Linked DNA regions of Homo sapiens: region 2 is linked to region 1. A link is an interaction called in ENCODE POLR2A ChIA-PET data of the cell type or tissue named here. Cell type or tissue: Panc1. All regions are shown on one strand.

Region 1 (8,000 bases):
CTTTTGGCATTAATTGCATTGAATTATGTTTTCTTCTTATACTTTACCTTCAAAAAATTTTTTTGGCTCTGTTTACAAAGGCCAGTTTAAATATTGGGGATTGTCAGTTGAATCGATCTGGTTCATACACAAGAAGTCTACTTTGGGCCTGATATGTATATATTTTAAATTATGTCCAAACTATTGGTGGTGGTTTCATTGTGTTTTTTGCTTTTGTTCTTTTTATCTCTAAAGAAACCTGGTCTCTAGGGGGGGCTTTTCTTTTTTTTTTTTTTTTTTTTTTTTTGAGACGGAGTCTCGCTCTGTCGCCCAGGCTGGAGTGCAGTGGCGCAATCTCGGCTCACTGCAAGCTCCGTCTCCCGGGTTCACGCCATTCTCCTGCCTCAGCCTCCCGAGTAGCTGGGACTACAGGCGCCCGCCACCACGCCCGGCTAATTTTTTGTATTTTTAGTAGAGACGGGGTTTCACCGTGTTAGCCAGGATGGTCTCGATTTCCTGACCTCGTGATCCGCCCGCCTCGGCCTCCCAAAGTGCTGGGATTACAGGCGTGAGCCACCGCGCCCGGCCGGGGCTTTTCAATACTCATCAGTACGCTTGACGGCCCAGCCCTTGCAGTAAATATTTCTGTGAGCTGGGCGTTTGGAACATCTGGCTGCCGATCTGGATGGACTTAAATTTAGTCTTTTTCACCATCAATTTCTAGTGGCTTCCCTCCCATTTTCTGCGTGTTATATGCAGGAATCTATCACTCCCTTGGTAGTTTCCAGTGCAGACCAATCTAAGCAGTCTTTTTCTCTGCTGTTTTGATCAAGATCCTCCTCTCTCATTGTGTTGGAGCTGGATCAAGAAGTTGGTTGATAATTGGGATTTTCCAAATGGTTTCTTTGTTCTGTTTGTTGGTCTCTGTCTTTGTGAGCTTTGTTCAGACTGATTTCACTCTCTTTACAGAGAGTGGTAGCTTATAGCATTCCAGAGTCTCCTTTATTATTGTACCAATCAAGAGACATGAGTTTCATTTTTAACTTCTTTCAAAGGCAAGCCACTGAAAGAGACTTCTAGAATATATAGTTGGCTACAGAAAATTTTGTATACTACAGATTTTAGAAATGAGCATTTGAAATTAAGAGTGATGATAGAGGGAGAAGGCAAAATCATTTTAGGTTACTAATGTTACAAGTGATTGTGCTTCATAATTATGAAGGTGCTTTTGGGTTAAATTTTTTTTCTTCTGCTAAGTGTGTTATGCTAGTATCCATTTGTTCATTTATGGTATAGAAGCCAGACTGCCCTCCGGGTTGTCTCCAGACCTTAGATTCTGAAGATAAGCTTTTTGTCTACCTTTGCCAGGTACTTCCTGTCACCCCTTAAAATGTTTTTGTTTTCTAATTTATTAATCTTTTCTATAGCTGATTTTGTGCTTTTGAGACAGGAGATTTTTCTGGAAATATGGGGGAAAAAAGGGAAGAGAAGTTTAAGGAATATTATTAAGGAACAGGAGATCAGCAGGGTAAAGAACTGTCTGAAACGACTCTCCTTTCTTCCTGCCTACCATGTATATATTGATTGTTTCCTAAATGGAAATGGAGAAAATGGATTAGGGTCTCTTGACTATGTATTTAGAATTTATTCAATTCATTCAGTCAGCAAGTAGTACTTATCGATAGGTAGCTATGTGTCTAGGCATTTAGGGAATACAGCCAGATAGAAAACAGATAGATTCTAGTATAGCATTTTACAATAAGTGAAGTGGATAAAAGAAAAGTTACAGATTACAGCCTTTCTTTCTCTCCTGTTTTTTTTTTTTTGTTTTTTGGTGGGTAGACTGAGTCTCCCTTCGTTGCTCAGGCTGGAGTGCAGTGGTACAGTCTTGGCTCACTGCAACCTCTGCCTCCCAGGTTCAAAAGATTCTCAGCCTCCTGAGTAGCTGGGATTACAGGCGTGTGCCACCACGGCCAGCTAATTTTTTGCATTTTTATGTTTGTTTGTTTGTTTGTTTATTATTTTGAGATAGAGTCTCCCTCTGTTGCCCAGGCTGGAGTGCAGTGGCAAGATCTAAGCTCACTGTAGTGTCTGCCTCCTGGTTCAAGTGATTGTTGTGCCTCAGCCTCCCAAGTAGCTGGGACTGCAGGTGTTCATCACCGTGCCTGGCTAATTTTTGTATTTTTAGTAGAAATGGGACTTCACCATGTTGACCAGGCTAGTCTCGAACTCCTGGCCTCAAGTGATCCACCCAACTCAGCCTCCCAAAGTGTTTGGATTACAGGTGTGAGCCACCATGCCTGGCCAGATTATAGCTTTCAACAGGATCATCAGGTGTTATTCTGGGGAGGAGAGTGGGTGGATATCATATTTAAAAATCAGATCGCTACATATACAACAGCCCCCTGACGTCTTTCTATGACACGTGGGTATTGGTTTTGCAAAAACTAAAATGAACCTGTTGCCCTCTGCACACTCACTCTCTCTCCCTTCCCCACTTCTTCATAGTCTAACTCAGAATTAAAGGGATCATAGAGCACGTTTACGCCAACCTGCTTTTTATTTTTATTTTATTTATTTATTTTTATTTTTCAGACAGAGTTTCGCTCTTACTGCCCAGGCTGGAGTGCAATGGTGTGATCTTGGCTCACTGCAACCTCCGCCTCCCGGGTTCAAGTGATTCTCCTGCCTCAGCCTCCCGAGTAGCTGGGATTACAGGCATCCGCTACCACGCCCGGCTAATTTTGTATTTTTAGTAGAGACGAGGTTTCTCCATGTTGGTCAGGCTGGTCTCAAACTCCTGACCTCAAGTGATCCTCCCACCTCAGCCTCCCAAAGTGCTGGTATTACAGGCGTGAGCCACCATGCCTGGCCCCAACCTGCTTTAAAAAAAAATAAACTTGGGAGCTGTGACCACCATGGGAGAAATTACTTGTTCAGGGGTAACCCACAGTGCTAGGGGTAGACCAGATCTTCTGTATCGAATGCAAGTTATATAAAATATTTGCTTAGGTATTCTGAGCACATTGTCAAAACGTGTTGATTCTTTGCTTGTTGTCTTTGCCTATCTTTCAGGCATGGTGTATTTCTCAGATTGGGGAAGAAAAGATGATTTTTCTTACATGATTTTTCTTATAAGTTTTCTCACTTTTAACTAATCCATGTGTGACTGGGGATGGAACCACAGTTCAGGCAAGGAGTATGAGGGCCAATTTATTTGTTGGACATCCTCTCTACAGCCTTGGAGGTGGTGTCCAATCCCCAATTTTTTGGCTTGATCTGTTGTTCTCCAGCTTAAAGTTTCTCTCCTGATATGTATCTGTTTATAGTTTATAGTGCTGGAAGAAACTGATTCCAGCTCTGATGTTAATTATTAAATCCTGTGAGTTACAAATTCTCATTAATTTATATTGGGCACAGCAATTTGCACAAGCCCTCCAGCATTATTTTTACATTCGTTCACAGGGCCATATTCCATAATTTCTAGGTGGCAAACGTTTATATTTGAGTAGCTACTACATACAGAGCAATGTTCTAGATACTGGGGATACTGCATTGAAGAAAACAGAAGTCTTTGCTCTTATGCAGCTTGCTTTCTGTGAGTGGGGAAAGGCAAGACAATAAAGATATTGTTAACTGATTATTTGTGTTGTGAAGAATAAGAAAGCAGGGAAGGGGGCATAGAAGTACTGGGAGAAGGTTGTCCTCTTTTTTTTTTTTTTTGGAGACAGAGTCTTGCTCTGTTGCCCAGGCTGGAGTGCAGTGGCGCGATCTCAGTTCACTGCAAGCTCTGCCTCCTGGGTTCACTCCATTCTCCTGCCTCAGCCTCCCTAGTAGCTGGGACTACAGGTGCCTGTCACCACGCCTGGCTAATTTTTTGTATTTGTAGTAGAGAGGGGGTTTCACTGTGTTAGCCAGGATGGTCTCGATCTCCTGACCTCGTGACCCACCCGCCTCGGCCTCCCAAAGTGCTAGGATTACAGGCGTGAGCCACCGTGCCCGGCCGAAGGTTGTCCTTTTAACCAGGTAGTCACAACACCCTTTGAAGTAGGGACTGCTTTATTCCAGTTTTATCAGTGAGGAATCTGAGGCACAGATTAAATATTTACCCAAGATCACACAGCAGTACACTGGGATTCCATCCCAAGCTGCCTTGCTCAAGTCTGTACTCTGCTGTTTGAAGAAACCTATTCCTATTTTAACTTCACCCATTCAACTGTGACATGCTTGGAGAAACATATCTGCAAGTGGAGAAGGCCTCAGAGAGTCACAGTGGAACTGAACCATTGGCACCAGTCCTTCTCGGTAGTTTTTTTTCTTGCCCCCAGGCCTTTATTCTGATTCATGACTATTTGTTATTCCAGGCTCCTTGCCAAGTCATCCCTACCCTGTGTCAGGTTCAGAATTCTGTGCGAGTTTTTTGTTTGTTTGTTTGTGACAGGGTCGCACTTTGTTACCCAGGCTGGGGTGCAGTGGCGCAATTTCTGCTCACTGCGACCTCTGCCCCCACCTTCAAGGGATTCTCCCACCTCAGCCTTCCCAAGTAGCTGGGAATACAGATGCCGTGCCACCTGTAGTCATGTTTCACTTAGATACTGAAATTAACTCAGCTAATGTCAGTTTGAAAATAGTCACATTTTCACAGTGACAACAAGCTTGAGCTGGGGAACTAGGTCTGACCTGAGAATGAGATAAAATATTGAAGAATTTGATAAGACTATTCTCTCAGTTGAGGTGAATTAACTTGTAGCCTCAATTATATATTTTTTCAGAGTTCTTGATACATTGCCAGGAGGATGGCCATTTGAGAAACGAAAATAGAAGAGTTCTTCCTAAACTGCTTATGTGTACTGATTCAGAGCAGGAGTCTTTCTTGACAAGAATTCCTTATAGTAGGCTTCATTCATTTGTCTTGGAAAAAAGCACCCATCCAGCTTGTGGTATAAGTAATCCCATGCATACTGCCTTCAGGGAAGATGGAAAATGTACTTACAGGTTCAATATCGCTTATCTAAAATGCTTGGGACCAGAAGTGTTTGGGATTTTGGATTTTTTTCAGGTTTTGTATATTTGCGTTATATACTGGTTGAGCATCCCAAATCTGAAAATCCAAAATGTTCCATTGAGTACTTCCTTTGAGTGTGAAATCTTTGCTCAGAAAGTTTTGGATTTTGTAGCATTTCAGATTTTGGATTTTTAGATTTTTGCTCGAGATGTACCAGTTTTTCTTCTGTGACTGTATACTTCCTTTTTCTTGATCTTTTTACTTTTTAGTATTTATTTGTTTATTTTTGAAATGGAGTCTTGCTCCATTGCCCAGGCTGGAATGCAGTGGTGTGATCTCGGCTCACTGCAACCTCCACTGCCAGGGTTCAAGCAATTCTCCAGCCTCAGCCTCCCGAGTAGCTGGGATTACAGGCATGCACCACCACCATGCCCAGCTAATTTGTTGTTGTTGTTGTTGTTTTTTGAGACAGAGTCTTGCTCTGTCACCCAGGCTGGAGTGCAGTGGCACCATCTCGCCTCACTGCAACCTCCGCCTCCCAGGTTCAAGCGATTCTCCTGCCTCAGCCTCCTGAGTTGCTGGGATTACAGGCGCGTACCACCACATTTGGCTAATTTTTGTATTTTTAGTAGAGATAGGGTTTCACCATGTTGGCCAAGCTGGTCATGAACTCCTGACCTCAAGTGATCTGCCCGCCTCAGCCTCCCAAAGTGCTGGGATTACAGGCATGAGCCACTGCGCCCAGCCTGTATTTTTTTTTCGTAGAGATGGGGTTTCACCATGCTGGCCAGGCTGGTCTTCAGCTCCTGTCCTCAAGTGATCCACCTGCTTTGGTCTTCCAAAGTGCCGGGATTACAGGCATGAATCATCATGCCTGGCCTCTTTTTAATTTTTAAAAATTACATATTGATTGTTGGCCAGGCGCAGTGGCTCATGCCTGTAATCCCAGCACTTTGGGAGGCCGAAATGAGTGGATCACTCAACCTCAAGAGTTTGAGACCAGCTGACCAGCCTGGACAACATGGCAAAACCCTGTGTATACAAAAAATACAAAATTAGCTGGGCCTAGTGGTACACACCTGTGGTCCTAGCTACTCAGGAGGCTGAGGCGGGAAGATTACTTGAGGTTGCATGGAGATCAAGCCACTGCATTCCAGCCTGGGTGATGGAGTGAGACCCTGTCTCCAAAAAAAAAAAAAAAATCACATATTGATTGTAAAAACAAACACAGCACTCTATTCAGTTTCTCTCCTGAGAAATAACAATTGGAATTTCAGTATTAACAGATTGTTTTTTCTTACCATATTTGTATGAAATGTTTTTCATCCTTGTAAAATCAAGTTCCTTGATTGTACCTTGGTAGAGAAAGATTCTCTAGCTTAAGATAGGAACTAGATTTGTAAAAGTTAAGCAGTGTTTCATTTAAAAAGTGGTGGAAGTGGCTGGGTTTGGTGGCTCATGCTTGTAATCCCAGCAGATTGGGAGGCCAAGGCAGGCAGGTCACTTGGGGCCAGGAGTTCGAGACCAGCCTGGCCAACATGGTGAAACCCTGTCTCTACTAAAAATACAAAAATTAGCTGAGCGTAGTGGTGCACGCCTGTAATCCCAGCTACTCGGAAGGTTGAGGCAGGAGAATCTCTTGAACCCAGAAGTGGAGTTTGTATTGAACCGAGATTGCACCACTGCACTCCCGCCTGGGTGACAGAGTGAGATTCTGTCTCCAAAACCAAAAAAAGTGATGGAAGTATTGTTAATTTATAGAATTATTATTGGTACTTTTAGGTAAATAGTTCAAATATCAAAAATAAAAGTTAACCTACTGTTAGAATTCAAGTAAGATGTATAATTTTAAATCAAAAGCGGGCAGGATTAACTTGCAGCTTCTACTCGGATGGACAAAACAGTGTGTGGAGACTCACATCGTGAACTTTTGCTTCAAGAACTACCGCAGGAACATAACAGTAAAACCGAAATTATTCACAGACCCTTTGAAATAAGCGGCTTGTCGCTGCAAATTCCATGAGACAGCCAAAAGCTGTGAGTGCCCAAAGTGAAGAGGGGGAAAGTCTGCCTCTGAACACACATCCTCACTGGGGAACCTGAAAATCCAGATCATGGGAGAAGGATTTAACCTTACCTGGAGCTGATACGAATTTAGAGAGCCAAATGAAATATAAAAGTTGATGCAAGGCCAGGCGCGGTGGCTCCCAGCCAAAAAGTGCTGTAATCCCAGCACTTTGGGAGGCCAAGGTGGGTGGATCATCTGCAGTCAGGAGTTCGAGACCAGCCTGGCTAACGTGGCGAAATCCTATCTCTACTAAAAATACAGAAATTAGCTGGGCATGTGGCACATGCCTGTAATCCCAGCTACTTAGGCAGCTGAGGCAGGAGAATCGCTTTAACCAAGGAGGCGGAGGCTGCAGTGAGCTGAGATGGTGCCGCTGCACTCCAGCCTGGGCCACAGAATGTGACTCTGTCTCAAAAAAAAAAAAAAAAAAAAAAAAAAAATATCGAGGCAGCAGCAAGAAGGAGCCCTGTAGACACTTCTAGTCCCCAGGGAAGCCATTTCTGACTTTTATCTTACCAGGGGTTCTTGGGAAAGGCTGCCATTAGAAATGGGGAAGGACCACAGGGAGAAGAAAACTTACAGCCTAACTTTGTAATAATTTTGACTGAGTGCAAATTTTCCTGGGCAATATTTGGGAGTGGGCAAACCGAAAGTGCAGATACTGGCACAGAAGTTAGGGCAGGCAGGGAGGGGCAAGACCTGAAATCCTTGCCTGCTTTCTCAGCAGGGGCTTTTGTAGCCTGGGGCAAAATCTCAGCCTTGCTCTAAGGCTGCCTGGATATAACGGTGTTGTCAGGGCATGGTGGGACTGAGACCGGCCTTGCTGGTTGTGGAGGAATTCGGTGAGGCCTGTCACTGCCAGCTTGCCCCCAACTCCCTGGTGATCTGTTTGAAGCAGCAGAGGCAACCATAATCCCCCAGGGAATACAATTTTATTGGCCTGAGAAT
Region 2 (8,000 bases), 280 kb before region 1:
TGTGGTGCATATACACTATGGAACACTATGCAGCCATAGAAAGAACAAAATCATGTCCTTTGCAGTAACATGGATGCAGCTGGAGGCCATTATCCTAAGCAAATTAATGCAGAAACAGAAAACCAAATATCACATGTTCTCACTTATGGGTGGGAGCTAAACATTGGATGCACATGGACATAAAGATGGGAACAATAAATACAAGGGATTTCAAAAGCAGGGAGGTAAGGAGGAAGGCAAAGTTTGAAAAACTACCTATCAGGTACTACGTTCACTACTTAGGTGACAAGATCATTAGAAGCCCAAACCTCAGTGTTATACAATACCTCCATGTAACTAACCTGCATGTGTACACCCTGAATCTACAAAAAAACCACATATCGGCCGGGTGTGGTGGCTCACGCCTGTAATCCCAGCAGTTTGGGAGGCTGAGGCAGGTGGATCATGAGGTCAGGAGTTCAAGACCAGCCTGGCCAAGATGGTGAAACCCTGTCTCTACTAAAAATACAAAAATTAGCCGGGCACGGTGGCAGGCGCCTGTAATCCAAGCTACTCGGGAGGCTGAGGCAGGAGAATCGCTTGAACCTGGTAGGTGGAAGTTGCAGTCAGCCAAGATCGTGCCATTGCACTCCAGCCTGTGCGACAAAGTGAGAATCCATCTTAAAAAAAAAAACCACCACACCTCACTGTGACATTATGAACAAAACAATGACTGAAAAAATTCTCCTTATATTCCAACTCCGATTAGTAGACTGTCAGAATCGACATGCACAATTTTGAACGTCACATCTCAGATGGGGCTGGCACTAAAAGAGACATTGTCACTGCACACAAAAATCTGTTGACAACCCAACTGATCATTTAATGCTAGAAGGGATGTTGTAATTTTTCCATTGTAATGTGATAGTTTATAACATATATAAAGGCATTTGATTATGCTGTAATTATATTTTTAGGAAAATTTGGTTAAAGGTTTTGGGTTGACATATGACATTGTATTTTATTCCCATCTGAAATAATGGAAAATAGGCTCCAGTCAGCATTTTTATAGAAAATGTCTGATTTTCAGGAATGGATTGCTGAAAGTACAGATGCCTGTAATTTCCTGTGGCAGGAAACCTGAATTTGAATTGTTTTAGAAATACCTCCACTGAAATACAAATCAATACTCTTCTTGTATTAAGAATCAATATGATAATTGGCTATATTAAGAGTTTCTGCATCTTCTGCAGAACAGCAATTACTAATTCGTTGTCCATAAAACCACTGAGCCACAGGCCTGGCTGTGCCTCACACCCACCTGAGGAGTCTTTCAAATACATAAATGTACATGCCCCACCCTAGACAAATTAAACAATTTCTGGGGATGGGGCTCATGCATCCGAATTTTTTAAACTTCCCAGATCATTCTAAAGTTTGAGAACCATTGCTCTAAACAACAAATTTCTCCAAGAGCTTAGAAGTAGGCAAATATTGACATGACAACAAGAATTATGAAACCCACTTATTTCCTTTTTTATTTTGGCTCCCAGGAAACTCTGTCAAGCTTAGTTATAATAACTCTCTTGTTCCTGGTTCTTCAATTAACTCTTTCCTTTCTCCAGATGTCCAGATGCTTTTACCTGGATGTCTCGATGCTTTCATCTTAATTCACTTGTATTACAATAAAATTCCAAATTTTCTGTGTCCCATCATCAGAACTTCCACCTACCCTTACCAACCATTCTAGCATACATGACCACACACACACACACACACACACACACACGCACACACCCCTACACACACACCAGTGTTTATCCTACTATTCTATTCCTGGAAGTCACACCTCCTGCTTTTGACTTTTTTTTTTTTCTCCTCCTGAAGTGTGATTGCCTTAAACGTGTTCTACAGTGGTTAAAACCTTGACTAATCCAATTTTCTATGAATCAAGGATATCAAATATTAACATCAACCTACTCTCTGTAGCTAAAAAATATTTTACTTTGGGAACAAAATATATGGCCTCATTTATGCCTGAATTCGTCAACCAGCTAAACTTTTTTGTGTTGCTCTTTTCATAACCTCCGACAAAGTGATATGGAATTAGACACCCTGTGAACTGTTTTTTGGCTCTAATGTGTGGGCTGCGCTTCACTAGAGGGAATAAAATAATCCACTGTCATTTCTGTTTTTATCATATTCACTTTTGGCAGAGAATTTATCCACTCTTCAATATAGAGTTATTTATGTGCTACAGTCTTGCATTTTTGCATTCCCCAGAGAACGCACCATTAAAACTCTTAATGTGACACCTCATATTTTTAGTAGACTAGAAAATAGTTACAATTTTAATTTAAATTGAAATGACTGTGTAATAGCTGGACAAATCAGTTTGAGATCCCCAGAGCTCTTAATTGTAATTCTCCATTGTTTTCTATGCATAAATTTCTTTTCCAAAGTGCTCATTTTGAAATATTCACTCATTTTTTCAGCTGTTCCACGCTCATTCCAAACTCACTTATTTAATAATTTTCTATGGTTAACAACTTCATGATTAAACTTTAATGTTAAATATAAATGGTTGAAATAATAAGCTTATTAGAGTGTTTAGAAAAGAAAGAGGATTAGACATTTAAGAAATGATGAATTTAAGTATCAAGAGTAAGGAAAGGAGAGATATTCGTTCTGGCCAAGAACAAAGCAGAAGCACAGATGTAATAGTATATATATATATGTGGAGAGAGAGAGATTAGAGATATATATGGTACAGGTTTAGTATCCCTTACTCAAACTGCTTGGGACAAGAAGTGTTTCAAATTTTTTCAGATTTGGAAATATTTGCATCATACCGGTTGAGCATCCCTAATCCAAAAATCTGAAATCTGAAATGTTCCGATGAGGACTTCCCTTGAGCATTATTTTGGAGCTCAAAAAGTTTCAGATTTGGGAGCATTTGGGGTTTGGGGATTAGGGGTTCTCAACCTGTGGATATGATGTCTAAGTCTTCTCCAAGCAATGGGGAGAGGAACTTAATATGACAGAATTGTGGGCTGGAAGCAGCTGGGAAGTGTATGGTCTAACCTACTCATTTTATGAACTCAGAATACAAGGTTCAGAAAAGGGAAAGATATTTTTCAAAATCAAATTATTTATTAGCCAAGACCAGCCTAAGAGAAGAATCGGAAACGAACTAAAAGAAGGCAGGGAGAATTCTACTAAAGCAGTCAAATAGCCTCCTTGTGTCCACCAACACAAATGTCAGGACTGAACAATAAATTATATCATAGCCTCCCACTTACCTGCCACGCTGAGGATGTTTCATGGCGTCTGACTTTTAGTTTAAAAACAACAGCAACATCAGAAAAAAACAATACCTGAGAAACTGTGAGATCAGATTTTGTTTTAATCCTTCTGGCAATGCTAAGAAGATAAAAATATCTCCAAGAGAAAACTGATGGAGGCCAGGCATGGTGGCTAACACCTGTAATCCCAGCATTTTGTGAGGCCAACATGGGCAGATCTCTTGAGCTCAGGAGTTTGAGACCAGTCTGGGCAACATAGCAAGACCTCGTCTCTAAAAATAATAATAATAATAATACAAAAATTAGTGGGGTGTGGTGGCACGTGCCTGTAGTCCCAGCTACTTGGGAGGCTAAGGTGGGAGGATCACTTGAGCTCAGGAAGTCAAGGCTGCAGTGAGCTGTGTTCGCGCCACTGCACTCTAGCCTGGGTGATAAAGTGAGACCTTGATTCAGAAAAAAAAAAAAAAAAAAGAAAATGGTGGAATGTCTCTTATATAAGCCTTGAAAGGTTTGCTCAGCTCCTTTGAACATTGTTGGAAGAAAGGACATCTATTCTTCCCCTCTGTGGCACACACAAAACCCCCAGGAGACACACACACACACACACACACACATGCACGCACACACGCACATACACACAAGGGCCTAATAAGAACTGACTGCTGAGCTGTCCCTGTACTTAATGAAGAAGACTTAAACCACCTACACAAGAGCCATGGAGAGGTTACTGGAGACCTGGGGTCTAATACTGACTCTGGCATTGACCTGGGTCAAGTTCATTTTCCACCCTAGGCCTCAATTTCCTCATCTGCAGGATGAGAAGTTAGGCCACAGGACCACCCTTCCCTCTAATTTTCCATGGCTTCTCATTCCATCAGTTAACTCCATCTTCTTGCCCTTTATTCAGCATCTACTGAGCATCTTCTTAGGCAAGACTATGCTTGGCACGGGGAACATCAGAGTGAACAAGACACTGCCCCTCCCCTCCAGGGGCTCAGAGCCTACAGGAATGAGACAAACAGTATAGAATGTGGGAGGGAAGCAAGAGGGCGTTTAGGATAAACATGAAGTTTCCGGCATGAGCTTTGAATGGGTGGTCATGCCATTGTCCAAAATGGATGGAGTGACCGTACAATGTATCATACAAACCAGGACACTTTTGGAGTAAAAGAGAGAATTATTAATAATTATGCTGGGAACAACAGGCTTCAACTGAGACCATCCCAGGAAACCTGGGATGTATATCACCCTGAAAATGGAGACTATGCAGAAAGTAGATTTGGGGGGATAGTAGTTTGACTCTAGAAATGTTGCCTTTTAGGTGACTATGGAACATCCAAATGGAATTGTGCACACAGGGACTTGGGACTCAGGAGAGAGGTCTGGGCCAGAGATACAGATTTGGGACCCAACAGAAGCCATTGAGATGCCGGGATCATCCAGAGAAATGTGAAGAGTATGAAGAGAAGGGGGTCAAAGTAAGAGCCTGGAATCAAGGGGAAGGCAGAGGAAAAAGCTGAAGAGCAGACTGAGAGATGTGGTAGGAATGGTGGGAAAATCTGAAGAGGGTAAAATCAAAGGCAGGCAGCCATGCAGATGGAAGAGGCGGTCAGCAGAGTCAGGCTGTGAAGAGAAACAGTGATCACGGAGTCAGCAAGTAAGTCAAAGGTGCCCTTGGAGATTCCACCTCTGAGCATTTCCTGCACAGCCACACTCTAAGATCACCCTAAAACCTAGAGATTTCTCACCTTACCTTTAAAACAAGTCCCATCTGAAACAGATGCCTGTCTGTGCATCTGATACCCAAAGGCTGCAGGGTACTATCTGATATGGTTTCACTCTGTGTCCCCACCCAAATCTCATCCCAAATTTTAATCCCCATGTGTCAAGGGAGGGATCTGGTGGGAAGTGATTGAATCATGGGGGGCAAATTTCCCCTATGCTGTTCTCATGATAGTAAGGGAGTTCTCACAAGATCTGATACTTTAAAAGTGTGGCACTTGCCCCCACCTTCCTCCTGCCACCACATAAGACGTTCCTTGCTTCCCTTCACGTTCTGCCATGATTGTAAGTTTCCTGAGGTCTCACCAGCCATGCAGAACTGTGAGTCAATTGAACCTCTTTTCTTTATAAATTACTCAGTCTCAGGTAGTTCTTTATAGCAGTGTGAAAACGGACTCATACAGAAAATTGGTACCAGAAGTAGGGCACTGCTATAACAATACTTGAAAATATGGAATTGACTTTGGAACTGGGTACCAGGCAGAGGTTGGAAGAGTTTGGAAGGCTCAGAAGAAGACAGGAAGATGGGGGAAAGTTTGGAACTTCCTAGAGACTTGTTGAATGGTTTTGGCCAACATGCTGATAGTGATATGGACAATAAAGTCCAGGCTGAGGCGGTCTCAGATGGAGATGAGTAACTTATTGGGAACTGGAGCAAAAGTCACACCTATGCTTTAGCAAAGACAGTAATGGCATTTTGCCCCTGCCCTAGAGACCTGTGGAACTTTGAACTTGAGAGAGATGATTTAGGGTATCTGGCAGAAGAAACTTCTAAGCAGCAAAGCATTCAAGATGTGACCTGGCTTTTTCTGAAAATGTACAGTCGTATGCATTCACAAAGAGATGGTCTGAAGTTGGAACTTATGTTTAAAAGGGAAGTAGAGGGTAAAAGTTTTGAAAATTTGCAGCCTAACCATGTGGTAGAAAAGAAAAACCCATTTTCTAGGGAAGAAAGTCAAGCCTGCTGCAGAAATTTGCATGAGTAACAAGGAGCCAAATGTTAATAACCAAGACAATGGGGAAAACATCTCCAGGGCATTTTCTCCAGGGAAACTTCTCCTGTGATGGGAGGGGCTGCTCAGATCTTCATGGCAGCCCCTTTTATCACAGGCCTGGAGGCCTAGGAGGGAAAAATGGTTTCCTGTGCTGGGCCAGGGCCCCGCTGCTCTGTGCAGCCTCAGAACATGGTGCCCTGTGTTCGAGCCACTCCAGTTCCAGCCATGGCTAAAAGGGGCCAAAGTACAGCTTAGGCAGCTGCTTCACAGGGTCCAAGCCCCAAGCCTTGGCAGCTTCCACGTGGTGTTAGGCCTGTGGGTGTGCAGAAGATAATAGTTAAGGTTTGGGAACCTCTGCCTAGATTTCAGAGGATGTATGGAAATGCCTGGATGTCTAGGCAGAAGTCTGCTGCAGCAGTGGAGCCCTCATGGGGAACCTCTACTAGGGCAATGCAGAGGGGAAATATGGGTTGGAGCCCCCACACAGAGTCCCCACGGGGGTACTACCTAGTGGAGCTGTGAGAAGAGGACCACCATCCTCCAGACCCTAGAATGGTAGATCCACTGAAAGCTTGCACCATGCAACTGGAAAAGCCTCAGGCACTCAATGCCAGCATGTGAAATCAGCCGCAGGGGCTGTACCCTGCAGAGCCACAGGGGTGGATCTGCCCAAGGCCTTGGGAGCCCACCTCTTGCATCAGTGTGTCCTGGATGTGAGACATGGAGTCAAAGGAGAGAATTTTGGATATTTAAGATTTAATGACTGCCCTGTTGGGTTTTGGACTTGCATGGGGCCTGTAGCCCCTTTGTTTTGGCCAATTTCTCCCATTTGGAATGCGAGCATTTACCCAATGTTTGCACTCCCATTGTATCTCAGAAGCAACTAACTTGCTTTTGATTTTACAGGCTTATAGGCAGAAGAGACTTCCCTTGTCTCAGATGAGACTTTGGACTTGAACTTTTGGGTTAATGCTGAAATTAGTTAAGAGTTTGGGGGACTGTTGGGAAGGTATCATTGTGTTTTGAAATGTAAGAAAGACGTGAGATTTTGGAGGGGCAAAGGGCAGAATGATATGGTTTGGCTCTGTGTCCTCACCCAAATCTCATCTCAAATTGTAATTCCCACATGTTGAGGGAGGGACCTGGTGGGAGGTAATTGGATCATGGGGGCGATTTCCCCCATGCTGTTCTCATGATAGTGAGTGAGTTCTCATGAGATCTGATGTTTTAAAAGTGTGGCACTCCCACTCTCTTTCTCTCCTGCCACCATGGAAGATGTGCTTTGCTTCCCCTTCATCTTCTGCCATGATTGTAACTTTCCTGAGGCCTCCCCAGCCATGCAGATCTGTGAGTCAATTAAGCCCCCTCTTTATAAATTACCCAGTCTCAGGTAGTTCTGTATAGCAGTGTGAAAATGGACTAATGCACTATCTAAAAGAACAAACTGCATCATGGACCTGGAAAGAACTTTACAACTGTAAATACTGTACTGAAGTCCTCTCTCCTCTACCTAACATACTTTCTGTCTACAATGTGAAGCAATTTCTCCTCACCTTCATCCTCATTCCCTTCTGCCTTTGATATTCATAGGTCTTACTGGTCTAGCCTCTACCCTATTATTCTTGCAGCCAAATTCATGAGCATGTGGTCTGAGCTTCTTGTCTCCACATCCCCACCATTCTCTTGTCTTCCTGAGGCCAAGCTTCTGCCCCTACCACATTCTAGAAACTGCCCCTGGCTCCTCCTTGACATATCCAAGGCCCTCTTCTCATTCCCTAGACTCTTTGTCCTCTGCAGCATCCAGTACTTCCAATTATCCCTCCTTCAAAGGTCTCCACTCTTGGCTTTGATGACTTACTGTTTCTTTTCTCATTTCTCTTCAACTTCTTCACCTACTTTTTAGGGCCATGGTTTACAAAGGCTGGGTCTAGCTGCAGTT

The links. ChIA-PET counts read pairs that join two places held together with the same protein. Peaks named below come from ENCODE experiments on the same cell type or tissue, not always from the same donor. Only the 100,000 strongest peaks of a DNase experiment are listed, where the experiment ranks them.
Region 2: POLR2A ChIA-PET joins it to region 1 with 14 read pairs; 2 of 35 experiments call an interaction of 5 or more read pairs at or near these places.

Annotation. Positions count from the first base shown.
Region 1 is chr9:36,416,235-36,424,234 of GRCh38, reverse strand. It overlaps a transcript of RNF38 not described here. Among named protein-coding and RNA genes, the nearest start is that of RNF38, 20 kb to the right of the region's middle. RefSeq lists an enhancer at 7,925-8,000. In Panc1, no CTCF peak of the experiment used is centred here; a DNase peak (open chromatin) is centred at 4,244; H3K4me3 peaks cover 238 bases; H3K27ac peaks cover 634 bases.
Region 2 is chr9:36,697,387-36,705,386 of GRCh38, reverse strand. No RefSeq gene overlaps it. Among named protein-coding and RNA genes, the nearest start is that of MIR4475, 120 kb to the left of the region's middle. In Panc1, a CTCF peak has its summit at 4,349; no DNase peak of the experiment used is centred here; H3K27me3 peaks cover 2,013 bases.